Regions from separate parts of the Homo sapiens genome. Here region 1 is linked to region 2. A link is a loop called in an ENCODE intact Hi-C map of the cell type or tissue named here. Cell type or tissue: IMR-90. All regions are shown on one strand. Links, peaks and the distances in the headings refer to the core of each region. The heading gives the core; the rest is flanking DNA.

Region 1 (5,670 bases), core at 19-5,018, 370 kb before region 2:
TATTTTAATTATTTTAAGCTTCAGAGAAATAGGAAGAATTGAAAAGCAAGCATTAGATTGAACTATATGGGAGTCCAAGAGTTTGAGACCAACCTGGGGAACATAGTGAGTCCCCATCTCTACAAAAATAAAGAAAGAAACAAGAGGCCAGGCATGGTGGCACACGCCTGTAATCCCAGCACTTTGGGAGGTCAAGGCGGGTGGATCACGAAGTCAAGTCATCGACACCATCCTGGCCAACATGGTGACCCCGTCTCTACTAAAAATACAAAAATTAGCCAGGCGTGGTGCTACACGCCTATAGTCCCAGCTACTTGGGAGGCTAAGGCAGGAGAATCACTTGAACCCGGGAGGTGGAGGTTGCAGTTAGCCGAGATTGCACCACTGCACTCTAGCCTGAGCAACAGAGAGATACTCCGTTCCCGCCGCCGCCACCCCCCTCCCCCCGCCAAAAAAAAGAAAGGAGGGATGGAGGGAGGGAAACTTCTTTACCAGTAAATGATGGAAGACAGGAAAAACAAAAGTCCATAACACATAAGCCTGGGGGAAAAATTTAACCTCATTGTTAAAGAAATACAAATTGAAAAAGAGTTTTTTTTTTTTAATGTATTAACAAAAACAATGGATCTTATGTTCTCCATATATGTGGTGAAACAGTTGTACCTTTATTCTAGTGACGGTGTAGATTGGTGCAGCTCTTTGGAAAATGTGAAGTTATTAAAGTGTTCCTGCCCTTTGGTGCTATGACAATCTCCCCTCTGGGAATTTATCCTAAGAAAATAATTCAAAAGAGGAGGAACCACTCCATGCACGATGATGTTATTGAAACTATGTGTAGGCCAGGTGCGGTGGCTCACGCCTATAATCCCAGCACTTTGGGAGGCCAAGGCAGGTGGCTCACCTGAGTTCAGGAGTTCAAGACCAGCCTGGCCAACATGGTGAAACTCCGTCTCTACTAAAAATACAAAAAATTAGCCAGGCATGGTGGCACGCACCTGTAGTCCCAGCTACTCGGGAGGCTGAGGCAGGAGAATCGCTTGAACCCAGGAGGCAGAGGTTGGAGTGAGCCAAGAAATGCACCGCTGCACTCCAGCCTGGGCAACAAGAGCGAAACTCCATCTCAAAAAAAAAAAAAAAAAGAAACGGTGTAAACAGTTTTTAAATTTGGTTTTATTTAAAGTTTAGGAGCAGGGAAATGGCTGACTTATATCTTATAATACATCTTAGGTAATATTCACTCATAGTTTAAGAATATATTACAATGGGTAAATTATATCTTCTTTTTTTTTGGTTTTTTTTTTTTTTTTTTTTTTTTTGAGACAGAGTCTCGATCTGTCACCCAGGCTGGAGTGCAGTGGTGCGATTTTGGCTCACTGCAACCTCTGCCTCCCAGGTTCAAGCAATTCTCCTGCCTTAGCCTCCTGAGTAGCTGGGATTACAGGCGCCCGCCACCACACCCAGCTAATTTTTTTGTATTTTTAGTACAGACGGGGTTTCACCTTGTTGGTCAGGCTGGTCTCAAACCCCTGACCTCGTGATCCACCCGCCTCGGCCTCCCAAAGTGCTGGGATTACAGGCGTGAGCCACCGCGCCCGGCCGTCAATATATCTCCTTATGAAATATTCAGTGATGGAAAACAGTTCTGAGACTATATTGCAACATGGGAAAAAGTTAAAGATTTTGTTGTAAAGAAAGAAAAAATGCTTTACCCATTCTAGGTACTAACCGTTCCCCTCAGTAAACTTCCTATTTCCTAGAGTGATGTCTTTGTTCTGGTCCTTTTATCTGGAATACACTGATCTCCTCCCTGCTTAAGTGTCACTGCAGTTCTGTGGCTCTCTCTGAAAGTCTCCTGTGTGCCACTGTTTCGTACATAACATCCATCCCAAGTGGCTAGCAGTGCATCGGAAGGACTTGCGCTGCTACTGTCCCTGCCAGAGGGCTGTTCACCCCTCCCTTTGGTCACCCCACTGCCCAGCATATGCCTTGTCAGTTAAAAAAATAAAAGTTTTCTCAAGCTCTCTCCCTCTAGTTTCCCCCTGCCCCTGTTTGGCACTATCAGGACCCACATCATGACCCTGCCATGTTTCCACTGTCCCTCATCCCCCCAGTGCCCTCACTTCCCTCCTTATCTAACTTAAATTCCGTGCTCCATCATTACAGTCACTCCCCAGTCTTGTTTCCTTTGTCATACTCCTTTGTTAACACCTAAGCCCTGATTAAATCCCAGCAGCCCTGATTAAATCCCTGATTAAATCCCGTGCCTCTACCCTGTAGGAGGCCCTGCTGGCAGTTCACACCCTGACCACTAACCTCAAGTAGGCGCTCAGAGCTGCCCAGCAGTCATACTGCTTTTCCGTGTTTCATTCATTCTCCCCGTCTCCTGAGTGATTACATCACATTTTCTCCTCTTCTCACTGCCCTGCATTCCAGCTCATGACCTGCTATCTGTTCACAGATAAAACTGATGCAGCCTGGGAGCTTCCGCATCTACCCAGCTCCTGGTACCTGTACCCAGTCCTGTGTCATCTCTCTTCGAATAGATCAGCTCTTTGTGCTTTCATTTCTTAGGTCCAGTTCTTGTTGTGGGCATTGGATGGTTTTTCCTCAGATACACTGCTCTAGCAAGTCTGCTCCTCTCTCCTACATCAGCAGTTTCCCTCTGAGTCATTCCCCTCAGCTTACCAAATGCTGTTTTAAAAAATGTATAAATCTTAATCCCACTTCCCCTTCCAGTATTGCCATTTGTTTCCTGTAGAGCAAACCTCCTTGGAAGAGTTGTATATACTCAGCCTCCAATTCTTCTTTACTTGAACCTACTCCACCAAGACTATTCTTGTCAAGACAGCCAGTGACACCAGCATTGCCAAATCCAGTAGCTATTTTTCAGTCCTCATCTTGCTTGACCTATCAGCAGTTCTTGTTACAACTGACACTCCCACCTTGAAACATTTTCTTCTCTTAGCTTCCAGGATACCACATTCTCCTGGTTTTCTCCCTACCTCACTAAACATTTCTTCTCAATTGCCTCTTGCTGGTATCTCTTCAACTCTTCACTCTCCTAACATTGGAAGGCCTGCGTCCCTAAACCACTTCTCTATCTAGATTGAAAACTTCAATGATCCACTTAGCCTTGTGGTTTGAAGTCCATGTATATACACTCTCTTCCCACTACAATATAAAGTCTGTGAGAACAGAATTTTGATTTTATTCTCTACTATGTCCCCTAGTACCTGGAAGAGTATGTACTCAGTAAGTGTCCAAACTATATCAGTGACCCATTTTAAGTTTTTATCGGGCATATGTGTTTTGTAGCTCTGTATGTCACCTTAAGAGTGGTAGTGAGTTAATTGTCCTTAATTTTTTAGAAAGCATTCCAAGAAACAAATTAGGAAAGAGAGAACTGACTTGATGGTGGAGGCCCTGAGTCATATCCCAGCTCTGAAAATAGCTATCTGTAACCTTGGCCATCTTCTCTGGTCCTTAGTTTCCTCATCAGTAAAATTAAAACGCTGCTGAGATCTACACAGCTTTAAAAGTTGCTGGCACTACTGAATAGATACACAGAATTCTACCCCAAAGCCGCTATGGGGTTTAATCAGATTCCTTTCTGTGTTCTGTGTGGTGTCCCTGTTCTCTGGGGAGCTGAGGCGAACGCACCGTGGCATGAACAGTGTAACACATTGCTCAGTGCATCTGCGTCTCCATGAGTGGAGGGTGCTCATCTCACTCCATGCCCTCATGTCTCTAGGTCCAAAAACTGTCTTCATTGTTGTACTATAATCTTATTTCATGAGTATTTGTTTGCTGTCAAATATAATAAAAATAAATTGTGATCAACAAGCAACTGCTTCAGTAAGTATCAAGATACTGTATCTTTGATACTGTGCAGAAATGACATATCTTAGCTAAAAGACAAAAAATTCTGTCTGGTTGTATATTGACTTGAGAATCCTTTGTCATCTTATACAGGGACACAAAGCAGGTCTTTGTGGTTTTGTTAAACTTGTGTTCTTTTCCCTAATAGGGTGCATCTGAGAAAGACATCGTGCACTCTGGCTTGGCATACACAATGGAGCGTTCTGCCAGGGTATGTGTGCAGATGCTGTTTGCCTTCCAGCTAGTCACATGAAGTGCAACTCAACCATGCTATCTCAGCCGCCAGACTGTATGTGCTGATAGAAAACATCAATCTGTTCAATGGTCCTCATTTGTGTGTAGCAAAACACATGTTTTTTCAGTCTCAGATGATAAGCAATTTTTTAGAGTCTTCAAATATGTTTTTGAGGCTTTGGAAAGAAATAATAAGGCTGATTTAGGAGGTAATGATGTTGGCAGCTAGCCCAGTATGGAGTAGTTAGCCAAACTGGATTGTAGCTCCATGTGCCACTATGTTATAGCTACGGGAGTCTACCTTACTATAGAATTTGGTATAAGCAAAACTTATTTTGACTGCTTGATCCCTACTTTAAGGCCTCAACCACAGTTTGAGTCCAGTTTTCCTAATTTCTTCTTGGGTTCAGATTCTATCTGCTTGGATTTATGATGAAATAGCATAAGCAGATATTGGTGAAGAAGGTGGTGCTTCTTAGGGCTGTTGTTTTTCTTGTTAATTTTTGATCGAGATAGGGTGTATGTGGTATAAATTCATCCTTTCAAAGTATTAAATTCGGCATCCTTTATTATATATTTGAGCCATCACCACTTTATAATTCTAGAACATTTTCATCACTCCCTTTTTTTTTTTTTTTTTTTTTTTTTTGAGACGGAGTTTTGCCCTGTTGCCCAGGCTAGAGTGCAGTGGCGCACTTTCAGCTCACTGTAACCTCCACCTCCCAAGTTCAAGCAATTCTTGTCCCTTAGCCTCCCGAGTAGCTGGGATTACAGGCATGAGCCACCATGCCCAACTAATTTTTGATTTTGTTTTCATTTTGTTTAGTTTTTTGAGATGGAGTTTCGCTCTGTCACCCAGCTGGAGTGCAATGGTGCAATCTCTGCTCACTGCAACCACCGCCTCCTGGCTTCAAGCAATTCTCCTTCCTCAGTCTCCCGAGTAGCCGGGATTACAGGCGCCCACCCCCACACCCGGTTAATTTTTTGTATTTTTAATAGAGATGGGGTTTCACCATATTGGTCAGGCTGGTCTCGAACTCCTGACCTCAAGTGATCCACCTGCCTCAGCCTCCCAAAGTGCTGGGATTACAGGTGTGAGCAACCGCACCCCTGCCTAATTTTTGTATTTTTAGTAGAGACAGGGTTTTACCATGTTGGCAAGTCCGGTCTTGAACTCCTGAGCTCAAGTGATCTGCCTACGTCGGCCTCCCAAAGTGCTGGGATTACAGGCGTGAGCCACCGCACCCAGCCACCCCATTGTTAAGTCCAGAGAATTAGGCCCTCCTGCCTAGAGGTTCTGCTGCTAGAGTAGTTTGTCTTTGGCTGCCCAAGTCCTGCCTTGAAACAATGAGAGGGTAACTTGGACCAGGCCTGTCTGGGCCTTGTGTGTTTATGGCCTGGCCACTTGAGTCAGGATCATCTTCACTGCATTTTCTCTTTCATTTCAGCAAATTATGCGCACAGCCATGAAGTATAACCTGGGATTGGACCTGAGAACAGCTGCCTATGTTAATGCCATTGAGAAAGTCTTCAAAGTGTACAATGAAGCTGGTGTGA
Region 2 (8,740 bases), core at 63-5,062:
AGGCCAGCCAACTAGCTCCAGGTTACAGCAGATAAGGGCCCCATTGGGTGAGAACCTAGGTTTCCTGGCTGCTAGCCCTGTGTCCTTTCCATTAGGCTCCCTGCAGTCATAGGGCTCAGGAAGGCTACTTCTGCCCAGTGGGAGGCCCTGGACCTATGCCTGGAAAGATGCCCTGTCCAGTACTCTTCTGCCTGCCTCTCCCTTTTCCCCAGAGGGCTGGCTGGCTGGGAGAGGAAACTCCCCATTGTCCATGTCTTATACCCTCCCTGCAAGGAGTGTGACAGGGAACTGACCTTGTGTCCCAGGACTGGTCCCTGTGTCTGGCTCAGGGTGGGCTACAAGAGCAGAGGTGGGGAAAGGTGATCGAGGTTGGGTGGAGCTGCCCTGGCTTCGCTGAAGGCCCTGCCCTGGCCCAGAGAGCTATAGGTACTGGCAGCCTGTGGTTGGGATCGGTTGGGAAAGACCAGCAGAGGCTTCTAGGGTCCGGCCAGGGAGGAGCCTGCAGCTGCCCAGGGAGCAAAGGAGAGGGTGGGATCTTGCTGTTGCTGGGACAGGCCATTTCTGGCATAGGGAGGAGTCCCAGGCGTTCCTAAGGTCTGGGTGAGATGGGCAACAGGAAGGCACAACCAGGTCTCCCTGGTCCTGGCTCCTGACCCACTGGGAGGGGAGGGAAGGAGGGAGTGTGAACTGTGCAGTGGGTGAGGGAAGGTGTGGATGCAAGGCCCTTGAGCCTCTCTACAGAGCTTTGCAATCCAGAGAGCAGGTGGAAGGTGTTTGCTGCTGTTTCCCTGGAATGTGCCCAGGAGGAGCTCCCCTGTGCCTTTCTTGGCTCCAAGGGTTCAAGAAAGCATTTCTGGCTTCATTTCCCACAACCCCGTGCAAAGACCAGGGACTCTTGTTGCTGCTGTGACCAAGACTGGGAGTCAGATAAGGAAACTGCTGTGCCTTTCATGACACCAAGGCTCAGGGAGAATATATGCAGGGAAGATGGAACAGGTCCTGCAGTCCTTGGCCCTTGGCCTGAGTCCACTCTCTGGACCCACTTTCAGCTTGTTCTTCTTGCCACAGAAAACACTCCACAGTCACCGCAACATCAGGTCACCGCTGCATTTGCTTCACTGTGTGCAGCCCCCAGTCTGATTCATCTTTCCCCTCCCATGGGTGGTCATGGCAGGCACTGGCTCCTGCAGATACACTTCCCATGAGGATTCTGGGGAGTGGCCTCCAAGAGGTTACCTTGTCACCTTCTAGCCCTGAATAATGGCCCAGTGTGCATTCTAATGTCTGGGTCTACACTGTTCCAGTGCAGATAGGAAAGGCGGGGGGAGCTACCCCAAAGCACGGCAAGAAGAACACAGGTATGCACCCCCAGCCTGGGCCTGCAGCATGAGTGTCACTACTCTGTGATTTCTGTGACCACAGTGACATTATTTGGACAAACCCCAAGAGACAAGTACTTGCCTGTAAAGGCTGCAAGGGATGTCGTTTGGCTGACAGGTGGGTGTGAGGAGGAGCGTGGACAGAGCACGTGGGCTGACCACTGGTCCTCAGACACATCCCACCAAACCCACACACACCATCCCACAACCAGACAGACGGATGACTGGACAGACACTGCAGGGTCTACTTACGCCAGCGGTGACGCCCTGCCAAGCAGAGGAAAACCCAGCCGTGAGTGCGCGTCCATCATGGGATAGCAGAGGGGCAGCGCACACAAGAGAGCCGGGTTAGGGTCAGAAACGAGTTATGGGAATGGGGTGGGTGAAGGAGGAAGAAAAAGAGAAAAAACACGGTCATTGAGGAAGGAACCACGGAAATTAACAGCAGAAATGGGAGCACGTTATGGCCAAGAGGGTTACTCACTGGCACCACAGCATGGTCAGCTCAGCGTGGCTGCGTTAAAAGGAAGAGGAGAAGAGGACCCTTTCCAGGCATACCAGGGGAGGAATAGGGAGGGGATGGGAGGGGACAGGAGGGAGATGGGAAACGTCCTTCGTGAAGTCTCGATTAATCAACAGTGCATCAATTCCAAAACTGATGGGTGCCCTAGTGGTGAGACCAAATGATAGCAGTCTTCCCAACGTGCAGAAAACAGAAAGTTAGTGAAGAGCATTTCTTTCATTATTCTCCATTGAACTTCCCTTTGGCCATTGCTACTACTTTTAAGAGCACACCAAGGACACACGTGACAAAGAAATGTTAACAGGAAATCCCTGTTAGCTCTTGGGCTTAGGCAGCCTTGTTTTTCTGGGTACGCATGAGCTAATGCTTGTGTTTGTAAACTTGCATGGTCATATTTTCTGCTTTGAATGATGGAATTCAATCAACCTTGCCCAGAATTAGGCGAAGAGCAGCAGCCCTGAGCCTTGGGAGTTTGACTTGAAACTCCAGGACAGGCGACCTCTGCTCCCTGGTGGCCTAGAGGAAGTACTGCATCTCCAAAAGGGCCCCAGGCTCCTCAGTTCCAGCAGAGCCCAGAGAGCCCACACTGTTCCACCCTTGGGGCTGGGGAGCCTGCCCTTTATAACCTGCATGCATATCATGGCCACAAGGGCTGGGGTCTGGAAAGGCCAAGTGCAACTGGGTTCTCTGGGACTTTTTAATCCCTCCATCCCTCTTATTACATCGGTTTTTCTGGCTTTGGAAAAAAGCATCACTGTCATTTCAAGACTTTTTGCCTTGAATTGCTAGGGGATCCTGACCCAGGGATAAGATGTTGCCGAGACTGATAATCAGCCAACACAGTGGTATTCCCAAGTAGAAAACAGTGAGGAATTATGTGTATGTGTGTAAAAAAGAAACAACAGATAGACAGACACATACACACACACACACACACACACACACACACACACGAGGGTCGGGGGAGGGAGAGACAGAGAAAAAGCAACAAGGAGGAAGACAGAAAGAGACATACAGAGAGAGGGAGACACAGAGACACGCAGAGAGAGGTCTGTCTGCATGAATGTTTGCATTGCTAGCATTTTTCATCCACAAATGATTTTCAGCCAACTCTTTCTTTACCAACCCTCAAATTCCCCAGCCATAGCTAATGGGTGAATTCCAGGAACCAAGGATGTCTTAAATGCCACTGCCTTGAGGCCGGGCTTCCTAGGGCAAAAAGAAGGGGATTGCTCCCATCTGTGGGACTGATTGCCAGCAGTAGTGTGGATGGTTGGTCGCAGACCCCTTCCCAAACCAGAAACCCAGCCAGTGTATTTGAATCAATTCTCATTGCTGGAAGAACCTGGTAACTTCCCCCTCCTTAAAGGACAGCTTCGCTGTGAGAGGCCTGGGGGCCTCCAGAATGGTCCCCTTGTTAAGAGGACTGTAGAAGTCTCTTCTTCCAGCCTCCTCATAGAGCCTGGGAAAATGCAGAGGCTGTGAAAAGCACTTTGAGGAGCCACCATTTTCTGCATTTCTCCACCCTTCTCCTAAAGCTGACCATGGAGAGGGTCTGAAGAGAGGATACCCACGTTCCAGAAGGCCCTGGTGAAGGCTGGCTCCCCTCCAAGGGCCATGCCTCCAGGAGGTCCAACGTGAGGGAAGAAAGCTGGTCCCGATGGTGCCCAATGGCCCATACCCCTCGGGCTCTGGAGGCACTGAGTGGCGGTGGAGGAGGGAGGCGCTTACCCACTGAAGTCACTGCCTTGGGCTTGGGCCTGCCCAGCGATGGCATCCATGATGGCATCCTGGGAATACATGCTGATGGGCGTGTTGTACTGCGCATGGATGATGGTGGCCTTGCCGCCCAGCCCCTTCACCTCGATGGGCTTGTGGGTGGACAGGGCCGAGTCCTTCAGGGCACTGGGGTTGAAGCGTTCCTGGTAGTCGGCGCTGGGGGAGGGGTGCGGGAGTACGGGCAGGGAGAGGGAGGAGAAAAGGGCAACAGGTGGCGGTTACATGGGTGGCCAAGGCAAGGGCTGGGCGCGGTGGGTGTCGAGAGAGATCTCCCAGAGCCGAGGCCCTGAACCCCCATAGGCTACACAAGTCTCCAGATGGTGGGTGGTCTGGGTGTATTCAAGAAAATCCTTGGCACCCTCCCCCAAAGCCCAGTGCAGCAGAAGGTTTTCTTTTTTCTTTCTTTTTTTTTTTTTTTGATACAGGGTCTCGCTTTGTCGCCCATGGTGGAGTGCAGTGGTGTGATCTCCACTCACTCCAGTCTCAACCTCTTGGGCTCAAGTGATCCTCTCACCTCAGCCTCCTGAGGTAGCTAGGACCACAGGCATATGCCACTATTTTTTTTTTTTCTGTAAAGACAGAGTCTCACGATGTTGCCCAGGTTGGTCTTGAACTCCTGACCTCAAGCTGATCCTTCTGCCTTGGCATCTCACAGTGTTGGGATTACAGGCATGAGCCACCACTCCTGGCCATAGAAGGGTTTCCTTGCCCATCTTGGCTTTCCCAGCTCCCCTGCAGTGCCTGGCTCAGCCTGAGCTCCCTCCCAGGGTCTGCAGGGGCTGCCAGGCACAGAGAGATCTCCCACTACACACAGCAGGGGAAGCGCAGGCATGGGGCTGGGGGTAGGGGTCGGGAGCAGCAGCCCAAGCTGAGTCCAGAATGCCCCAAAGGTGAAAAGCGGCTCCACTGGCACCCGCAGGGATTCTGAGCAAGGTTTCTCCGTGAAGGGGCTCTTCCTGCAGGCCACCCCCTTGGTGGCCCAGGGCTCTGATCTTCCAGACGCTTCAGGGAATGTGCTTCTTCCTCAGAGCAGGGCTCCAGCTGCCCAGGCCCCCTCAAGTCCAGTTTGCTGAGTAGCTGGCCATCCTCTACCCACAGGAGGCTCTTCCCTCCAATGGATAGGTGCGCTCCCCGGGCAGACAAGATCCAGTGCAGCCCTTCTGAGGGGTCGCCAGGACAGAAAGGTCTTCAGGCTCACACAGGCCCAGCAGCAGCACAGCCTGTGTCCCCCTCCCCCTGCGCCCGCCACCGTCACCAACCCCAGGCACATCTTAAGCAGCTGCTGCAGCAGGAAATTGGGAATGAAATTAGAACCATCGGATGGAGCCCCCACTCCCACCCCCAAATGCTTCTACTCCAGCTTCACACATGCAGGCTCACCCAGGGGTACAAGTGTACCCCACTCATACATATGCACATACATGTACACATGCCAGCAGGCACACTCTATCCACGCCAGACACACGCAGACACATGCTGGGGCTGGCACGCAAGCGCACACACATGCTGTCCTTTGATACTAACTTGGCTGGAGAGTTGACTACCACCTGGGGAGGAAAAGGGCAAAGAAGACAGGGTGGTCAGAGAGAGGCTCCACCAGGGGCAGTTTGAGCGCCGGGGCCATCATCAGCCTGGTCATTGTGGAGGCAGAACCAGCCCAAACCGCAATGGGTGAGGAGAGCAAGGAGTGAGGAGGGAGAACTCAGAGCCGGGAATCACAGCTACTGGGACCCTCGGTTTGGTTCAGAGACTGACACAGCAATGTTTCCCTCTTGAGGGGTCCCCAGTGCCCTCTGCTTTGCCAGAAGAAGGGTTTTCTTGTCTATCTTCAGGGGCACTCGTACCGCATACATGAATCCCCCACATACAAACCTGGCTATAGACCCCAGAGTGGAAGCTAGGGGTGGAGACAGGACCAGCTGTGGCTGCTATGGAAAAGGCTGAGGCCCAGGGGCCTCCCTGCCTGTCAGCAGCTCCGGACTAAGAGTCTGTTTTGTGGGGGCAGCTCTGGAATTCTGTCCTGAGCAGGCATTGCAGTGGTAAGGAGGCAGGGTGTGCGCGGGGTTTCCTATGCCCCCCCAAACCTGACCTCCTCTCCCTCCCAGAAGAGACGCAGGCAGCTCTGGCTGCTCCTCTTGGGGTATAGGGGAGTGGGGTGCACAGTCACCAGGGGCCACTCCTAAAGGCCCCTTGGGCCAGCAATGAGGCAGGATGGAGGAGCGAGCAGGCGCAGGGAGAAGTGTGAGCTCAACAGCCGAGGCAGCACAGTGAGAGGCCCCTTCCTCTCACTCTGACCTGAGAGTGAGCCTCCCAGAGCATGGTCTCTGTAGGGAAAGCAGTGTCTGTCCTGTGTTTCTTTAAATGCAAATTCCCTGCAGTGGCAGACCCTGTGGCCAGCAGCCCTGTCGGGGGCCTGTGAGGGAGACAGTGTGGAAGGTGGGGGGCTCTGTCCCCAAACTCTGCCACCTTCTTGAATCTGCCCAGTGTGGGCTGTAGCTGGGGGAGCTTGGGCCCCGGCCAGCCTGGCCCTGGTCATTTGCAGCCAAACCCTGGGAAGCCAGGCTCAAGTCAGTGGTCCCCGGTCCCAGGGAGCAGCACAGTGGCCCTGCTCTGCCCCAGGCCCGCCACTGCCTCAGAACTGATAAAATTCCCTCTATCCTCCCAGGCTCAAAATAGCTGCAAGTGGAGCTATATTAGGAAAGGGCCAGCACGGAGCTCCATTCCTTCTCCATTTTTGGCCAGTGCTGACAGCTGCAGGGTCATCTCTTGCCCTGACCAGCCCAGGGCCCCCTGCAGAGGGCAGTGTTGGCCTGGCGGGGTGGGGGCTGCCTCTGCCCTCCCTTGGCAGCCTGCTCCTTCTTTGACATTTATTCCTGCCTCCTGCTCAGCTTCTCCCACCCAGGACCTGGGGCCGGGATGGTGGCAGCAGACACATCTGAGAGGAGCCAGTGCCTGGGTCTTGGGGAAGATGAGCCAAAGATGTAAGACCTGCCCAGGGGCCCTTGCACTGAGTGGCCTGAGGGGCACTGCCCTTCAGTGCCAGCCTCAGAAGGGAGGAGAAGAAGGGGGCTGCTGGGATGCCTATGCCCGTCTGCCCTTGCACCACATCTGTTTCTCTCTCCTCCTTCCAAGAGGATACGAGGTGCCAAAGAATTGCACTGCAAGTTGCCCAGAGGAGAGAGTAGCGGAAGGGGCTTCTTTTTGGAGCCAGACAGGACAGAGTTCAAGTTGTGACCCTGCCTCTTCCTAGCACTGTGACTCCGGGCAAATTACCCACCCGTCCCAGCCTGTTTCCTAATTCTAATTCTTGAGATGGTAGTGCCTACCCCGCAGGTGGGTTGTGCAGACTGAACGGGTCATGAGTCTAAGGTGCTCAGCATGGGAGAAGTGTGCCATGGATAAGCACGGGGATTAGCCCTTGCTGACCCTGTTGCTGACCCACTTAGCATAGGTGGTGGCCTCAGCCCAGCAGAGGTTGCCCTAGGCCAGCCCAGGTCAGAGGCTCCAGCCCTTCCTGCCGGCATTGCCTGAGACAGCAGCATCAGCTTTTACTTTGGATGAAGCACCCACTGCACATCCTCCCCTAGCCCACCATCCCTTGGAGGAAACGTCAGACTCTGCTGCTCTGAGCACCAAGAAATAATTTACACATTCATCAGGGTCTGGGCAGCCCCTGCACCGACAGCAGAGTACCTTAGGCACTATGGGAAGCAGAGGTGGGCCTGGCCCCTCACTTCCCTGAGCAGGCAGCAAGTCCCTGTCTCAATGCAAAGTGGAGTCAGGCAGACCTGCATGCCAGTTCTGTCTGCCACTTACTAGCTGTGTGACCTTGGGCAAATTACTTGCTCTCTCTGAGCGTCTATTTTCCAGCTATAAAATGGGGAAAATCATGCCCACCTCTGGAGTTGCAGAGAGAGTTGTTTTAGAGAGTGTTGCTGAGAGATAAGGCATGTGGACTGTTAGCTGGTCCATAGCCAGAGTGCATGGTCAGTATGGGGAGACATTATCATCATTGCAGGTGGGTCTCCTGGGAGTCCCAGGCCACCAGAGGCTGACCTCTCTGCCTGAGGCCAGTTCCTGAAAAGGACCGGGAAGACCTACCAGCCCAACAAATGCGGGACAAGGAGGTCATCTCTGTTCTACTATTCCCTGAGTTTTCTGGCAAAAGTCCTTTGCTGGGGAACCCTGGGGGCATATATGGCTCTGTCACCTTGGGTAAGGGAAGCAAGCCATGTGGTGCCAGAAATCAGCTTCACTGAGGATTCTAGAAAGAGCTGGGGGGGTGGGGAAGCTGAGGGCCACAGGGAGCAGTGACCTGATGGGGCACAGGTGCCTTCTGCTGCAAGGGCAAAGGCAAGGGCATGGGCTTGGGCCAGACTGACCGGATTCCTACTGTGACTCTTCTGGGTGGCTCCAGGCAGTGATGATACCAGGTGTCATGCAGTGAGTGGGTGACAGACAAAGCTCAGAGCTTTACAAGTGTTGGGCCCTTTATCCTCCCAATAACCCTGAGACATGGACAGTGTGATTCCTCCATGATTCGGAGGAGGAACCCTGAACCACTAGGCTCTACTGCCTTGACTCAGCCTGCCCTGCCTGGAGAGGGCTATGCCAATTGCACAGGGCGGGAGTAGAAGTTAGGGTGAGAGAACAAGCGTGAAGGGCTCAGAGCTAACACAGGCCCAGTGTGGGGACTCCGTTCCTTTGCCTCCCCCCTACAGTGCCCCAGTCCCATGTCCTTTTACCTGCTGTGCTCCCAGAGTCCCGCCAGCTAGACCTTAGGGGTGAGGCTGCTGTTCTCCTGCACAGCCCCTTTCTCCTTGGGGTCCTGCTTCCTCGCCACCCCACCCTGGCCAAGGTCACTCCTGCAAACCCGCTCCCTGCACGCCACTGCCAAAGAGTCTCTCCATATACAATTCAAGGGCTCCCTCCTCCAGGCAGCTTCCCAGACTATTCCTAGTCCCAGATAACTCGCTTTTCCACCTCTCGAACGCTCCCCTGCTCCTGCCTCCGAGCTCCCAGAGGGGTGGGGACCTGTGCATAGCTCTTGAAGGCTGCA

What was found. A loop is a pair of places that touch in the nucleus more often than their neighbours do. Peaks named below come from ENCODE experiments on the same cell type or tissue, not always from the same donor. Only the 100,000 strongest peaks of a DNase experiment are listed, where the experiment ranks them.
Region 1: it touches region 2 in a loop (16-fold over the local background); 2 of 110 quality-filtered maps call a loop at or near these places.

The regions. Positions count from the first base shown.
Region 1 is chr10:87,051,762-87,057,431 of GRCh38, reverse strand. GLUD1 (glutamate dehydrogenase 1) reads left to right here. Exons shown (of 13, transcript NM_005271.5): 12 at 4,028-4,090; 13 at 5,562-5,670. Among named protein-coding and RNA genes, the nearest start is that of FAM25A, 34 kb to the right of the region's middle. RefSeq lists an enhancer at 2,327-2,456. In IMR-90, for the core only: a CTCF peak has its summit at 2,325; DNase peaks (open chromatin) are centred at 2,351 and 2,641; H3K27ac peaks cover 717 bases.
Region 2 is chr10:86,682,166-86,690,905 of GRCh38, reverse strand. All of the region lies in intron 5 of LDB3 (LIM domain binding 3), which reads right to left. Among named protein-coding and RNA genes, the nearest start is that of LDB3, 18 kb to the right of the region's middle. RefSeq lists enhancers at 3,213-3,750, 1,337-6,834, 7,997-8,496, 8,497-8,740. In IMR-90, for the core only: CTCF peaks have their summits at 2,042 and 2,408 (motif pointing left); DNase peaks (open chromatin) are centred at 2,385 and 2,995; H3K27ac peaks cover 2,103 bases.